2 separate regions of the Mus musculus genome follow, and region 1 is linked to region 2. Evidence: chromatin contacts called from ENCODE Hi-C or POLR2A ChIA-PET data. All regions are on one chromosome and are shown on one strand. Each heading gives the region's core, a stretch centred on a gene start or an enhancer-like site at or near the end of the contact. The rest is flanking DNA. Distances are from core to core; before and after follow the strand shown. Region 1 holds the start of Necap1 (NECAP endocytosis associated 1). Region 2 holds the start of Apobec1 (apolipoprotein B mRNA editing enzyme, catalytic polypeptide 1).

What was found. A loop is a pair of places that touch in the nucleus more often than their neighbours do. ChIA-PET counts read pairs that join two places held with the same protein, here RNA polymerase II (POLR2A).
Region 1: a loop to region 2 is called in a map of v-Abl transformed pro-B cells, with 6 times the contacts of the local background. The contact joins the promoter of Necap1 here to the promoter of Apobec1 in region 2. A Hi-C loop is called at or near these places in 2 of 37 maps with a recorded cell type or tissue (both v-Abl transformed pro-B cells). POLR2A ChIA-PET finds 5 or more read pairs at or near these places in 4 of 5 experiments (all embryonic stem cell).

What each region holds. Positions count from the first base shown.
Region 1 is chr6:122,873,252-122,875,951 of GRCm38, forward strand. Necap1 (NECAP endocytosis associated 1) reads left to right here and starts at 1,306. Exons shown (of 8, transcript NM_026267.3): 1 at 1,306-1,412. The coding sequence starts at 1,318.
Region 2 is chr6:122,601,120-122,603,819 of GRCm38, forward strand. It overlaps Apobec1 (apolipoprotein B mRNA editing enzyme, catalytic polypeptide 1), which reads right to left and starts at 1,325. Exons shown (of 8, transcript NM_001134391.1): 1 at 1,138-1,325.

The DNA of each region.
Region 1 (2,700 bases), core at 56-2,555, 270 kb after region 2:
ACACTGAAAAAAAGAAAAGAAAAGAGTGTGGTGACACATGCCTGTAATTCCAGTACTATGGTGGCAGGAGGATTACAAGTTCAAAGTCATTCTTTAGTACATAATGAGATGAGGGCCAGCCTGGACTACATTGAAACTCTGTCTCCAAATAAACAGACATGAACAAACAAAAAGCTAGTGGAACTGTTAAAGGCTACACCCACTTAATATTTGGAGAGTTCTGCTAAATGTCCCTTCAAAGCAGCGTTGGATCAATTTATAGTCCTGGCAACCGTAGCCAGTCTCTACATCCTTACCAGCCAATTAAAGTCTAATTCTTTTTTTTTTTTTTTTTTAAAGATTTATTTATTGGTTATATGTAAGTACACTGTAGCTGTCTTCAAACACTCCAGAAGAGGGAGTCAGATCTCGTTATGGATGGTTGTGAGCCACCATGTGGTTGCTGGGATTTGAACTCCAGACCTTTGGAAGAGCAGTCAGGTGCTCTTACCCACTGAGCCATCTCACCAACCCTAAAGTCTAATTCTTGTTGAACTGGCTTTGCTAGGCAAAGCAGACCAATCAGAAGTAAAAGTCAACCAGTCGATAGAATGCAATGAAAGAGGCTGCTACTGGTGTTTTGGGGGGGACAAGATAAGATCAGACTTGGTTTTGCCACTTGAAGTCAGTGCCATCTAAAACATTTCTAAGTTACACTGTTGTAAGCTTACATTTATTTGCGAGTGCACAAAGAACATATTTGTGGATAGAGCTGTTTAGTACTCATCGTGATGTGTAGCCAGCTGGGCTACTCATGCTGAGGGATGCTAGATAGCATTTAGCACTGTAATCAGTCATTTTAATATGGAGAAGTCACCAACAAAACCTACAAAATTGCAAAAAAACAAAACAACCCCATGGTAGCACTTAATAGATTATGCATTGGACACTTGCTTATGAGAACAGAATGAGAAAGCAGAGATTCATTTTGTCCAACCTCTGTTTTGTTTTCGTATATTCAGTGACTTTTTTTTTTTTTTTTTCTGGTTACCGTTTGAAGGTAGGTAAAAGAGAACTGAATTCTTATTTTTAATTTTTCGCTGGGGAAAGAGCCCAACCCGAGGCCTTGGCAGGCAAGTGCTCTACCACTGAGCCTGTCTTTGCCGTTACTCAAGATGGCGAGCCAGGCGCATCAGCGTTTCCAGATTGTAACAGGTTTTGCGCCGCCTAGAGGTTAACCTCGAAGCTGTACCCGAGCGGAAGTGACGCGAAGGAAGCCGTCGGCGTCTCAGCCCGCCCCCACCCGTGCCCCGCCCCCGCGGCGCTAGCGGAGCCAAGATGGCGGCAGAGCTGGAATATGAGTCCGTGCTGTGTGTGAAGCCCGACGTCAGCGTCTACCGGATTCCGCCGCGGGCCTCCAACCGCGGTTACAGGTACCCAGGGGGATTTGCAGCCGGCGCCCGCCGGGGTGACGGTTGTGTCCTTGGGCAGCAGCCATCGGCTCGAGCCGCTGCCGCCGTAGTTAGCCTGCCACCCGGGCTGCCGGCGGCTCCGTCTACTTTTCTGTTTTGCTGGAACTCTGATTTTGTTTTCTTTTCTTCCTGCCGTCATGCGTCTTTCCACCTCTCCTCCCCATCCCTCCCCCTGAGACATCGTCTGCTCCTCGTCATCCGCAATCCATTCATGCCTGCTCCATCTGTTACTCTTGCTGCGACCTTTGGCTTGTAATCCTCCACGCGCGCGTCCGCACACGCACACGGCACGCTCCCCCCCCTCCCCCCGCGCTTCTGATCCCGCCTGACACTTGTCCGGAATGGTAGTTTTGCTGTCCACTGTTTAGATGATCTATTTTAATTGATACTGTTGTCATTCTCGCCAAGTGTCATCATCCTTTAGTTTTTTTTTTTTTTTGGGGGGGGGGGGCGCAGTAGGCACACGTTAAGATCTTGTATTCCAGTGATGAGCTATTGCGTGTTTTCATTTTGTTTGTGTGTGTGTACCCCTCCCCCCCACACATTGATTATGTAGGGATTTCTGCCTTCCTATCAATCCAGTCACCTCTCTTAGAGCTTTCCCAGAGTCAGTGCAGCATTTTTTTTTTTTTTTTTTTTTTTTTTCCTCTTGTAAGGCCTGACAACCTTGTAATCCAGTGATTGAGGTTTTGGGCTGTTGTAGGATGTTAAGGAGTTCAAAGAGAATTCGCTGGGATTTGTGTTGAAAACTCTTTAGGTCTGAGCCCTCGACACTAAATAGCTGTGTAATTTATGAGCCAATCAATGTTTTTCTTCCCCAGGCCTTAAGGGTTCTCATTTGTAAAACAGGAGAAGTAGCGTGAGAAGACTGTGCACGTCTTGTGTACCTCACAGGTTTTTATTTGTTTTAGAGGTATGTGTATGGGTGTTTTGTCTGTCTGTATGAGTGGGTATGCCTTGTGCTCACAGAGGTCAGAGTGATGTTGTGAGACATCAGATCTCCAGGAACTGGAGTCACTGATGTTGGTGAACCATCATCTGGGTGCTGGCAACTGAACCCCTGTCTTCTGCAGGAGCAACAAGTGTTCTTAACTACTGAGCCATTTCCCCAACCCCTTCACAGGTTTTTTTTTGAGAGTTAAATAAAAGAGTATAGGGTAACTAAATCGTTATAAAAATACAGTACTAGTAGTATCCCTTTTCTGACCTACATACCTTCATGGTTTTTCTCTTGCTGGAAAGTTACCTT
Region 2 (2,700 bases), core at 75-2,574:
GAGTTAAATATCTATTTTTAGTTATTTGCTTTAAGTTGTTTCTTTTTTTTTTTAAAGATTCATTTATATGAGTACACTGTCGCTGTCTTCGGACACACCAGAAGAGGACATCAGATCCCATTACAGATGGTTGTGAGCCACCACCATGTGGTTGCTGGGAACTGAACTCAGGACCTCTGGAAGAGCAGTCAGTGATCTTAACCGATGAGCCATCTCTCCAGCCCTATTTGTTTTAAGTTATATCTTGAAACATAATTTTAAGCCAGTGATTCTCAATTTTTTTTTAATGCTATAATACTTTAGTATCCGAGTTCTTCACCAGACTGACTATGGTCATTGTTTTATTGCCTCATAAGACAGGAATTTTTCAGTCTCTGGTGTTAAGCTGTGACCCTAATTTTTAGTCTTTTATTTATGCATTAATAAAGATAACATACTAATAAAGACATTACAATAAAATATCTGATAAAATTTAAAATGTTTCATAGATTTATAAATGAAAACATTTTTTAAAAGCTGTTTTTAAAATGTCCAGTTTTGATTTTTTGTAAAATTCCAAAATTTTCGTTAAAGTAGTTTAAAATCTCTCAATTGTGTGTTTTTTGAAAAACAAAGTACCTTTTTAAAGAATGAAGACATGGAGCACAAACCGTAATTCTTAGAAGACAAAACCAAATTTTAACAGTATAAGCAACTTAGTGTTTTATTATAAAGGGGTTAGTTATTATAAGTTATTATAAGTGGGTTATTTTTATGTTACAAAGTTTAGTTGACAGCAAGAAAAGTTCTTGTATAAGAACGCATGGAGATACAGCTTAAATACCTCCTAGTTTTTTCTATAAACTTGGTTTTTAAGACAGATCAGAAATTATATAAAAATCTTATTCCAATTTAAAAGTATCTTTGGAGACCCGTTTCCTTGGCTGGTCCATCCCATGTGTTGGACAATGGCTCCAACCCTGAGTTACTGGTTTTAAGTTAACTTTTTGGTACAGATACTAAAAATTTTTAACCATATCCAACGACTTATGAGCCAATGATCTATAACCAATACATACAGAACACAGAACAGTCAGAAGCAAACACGCACTGGCCACATACATTTATACATTCAAAAACAGACAAAACTTCCCTTACTTCTTCCTGATCTGATTTCAAGGGAGGAGCGCCTTGCTGTTGCTGCCTGCAGAATCCAACGCTCATGGGCACCGTGGTTCTGTAGCGGGAGTAGGCACCGGCTTCCTGACCACAGAAAGCTTAAGAGCTGCTGGTTTCGCTTTTAGAGAAACTCGAACAGCTAGATCAGGCGGCAGGGGTTTGCATCAGGCGAGCAGGAGGCGGGGCTTTACCAGCAGTGCAGGACTCTCAGCTGCAGGCACAGTGCCAGTTTATCAGTTTTTGTTGTTATTATTATTGTTGTTGTTGTCCCGATTCGGCCGCTTCCCCCCACACCCCCCCCCGAAAATCCTTGAGATGGGTAAATACTAAGAGGTGAACAACCAGCAGATGAACTTTGGCCCGTTTTTCCAGATATAAAACACAGAGCAACATTCAAACTAAATGAAACCACAGACACAGACTGACAGACATGGGCAATCCAGCATGCCCAGAACCAGAAGCAAATGTTCCCTCAGTGGAAACCAGTGAAAAGCGGGCCGTCTCCTGTCCTCCTCTGACCCTCGGAGCAGTGCTGCGTCCACTTTCTCCTTTCTTGGGTCCTAGAGAGGCTCCACCAGAAAGCAGAATACAGGCTCACCTCCGGGAGTCCAGATGACTGAAAAACAGTCCGAGGTGCTGCTAATTCAGCTTAAGGGCTCAAGTAGGTTAGCGTTTGGTATCCAAATGTTAGGGTGTAAAAATCTAAAAATAAATAAATAAATAAGTCTGCCAAGTTATCCCACAAATTAGGATCTAGGGATAGAAGTCTTCCCTAGGAACTTGTCTTTGTGGTACATTCATCCTGTTCCTACTGTTTGGTTTATTCGACTGTGGTGGGAGACTTGCCTAGCAATCATGTCTCAACTTGCCAGACAGGATGTCAGTTCAACACTGAGGTCTTGGGAACTTAAACTTATTTGACCTCTGTTCAAAATGAAAGTTTTATTCAAAATGGCTTCAGTCTGGTCCCTTCTCTTTCTTTCTTTCTTTCTTTCTTTCTTTCTTTCTTTCTTTCTTTCTTTCTTTCTTTCTTTCTTTCTTTCTTCCTTCCTTCCTTCCTTCCTTTCTTTTTTTCTTCCTTCCTTCCTTCCTTCCTTTCTTTTTTTCTTTCTTTCTCCCCCCCCACCCCGCCAGACAGGGTTTCTCTGTAGCCCTGGCTGTCCTGGAACTCACTCTATAGACCAGGCTGGCTCAAACTCAGAAATCCACCTGCCTCTGCCTCCTGAGTGCTGGGATTAAAGGTGTGGGCCACCACACCAATATCCTTTCAACAAGGTTTTTACTATTTTTCTCTTCTTTTCTTCTTTTTTTCTCCTACTTTTTGAGACAAGATTTCTTTATGTGGCTCTGGCTGTCTATAACTCTCTATATAGACCACGCTAGCCTCAACTCAGAGTTCCACCTGCCTCTGCCTCCTGAGTGCTGGGATTAAAGGTGTGGGCCACCCCACCAATATCCTTTCAACAAGGTTTTTACTATTTTTCTCTCCTCTTCTTTTCTTTTCTTTTCTTCTTCTTTTCTCCTACTTTTTGAGACAAGATT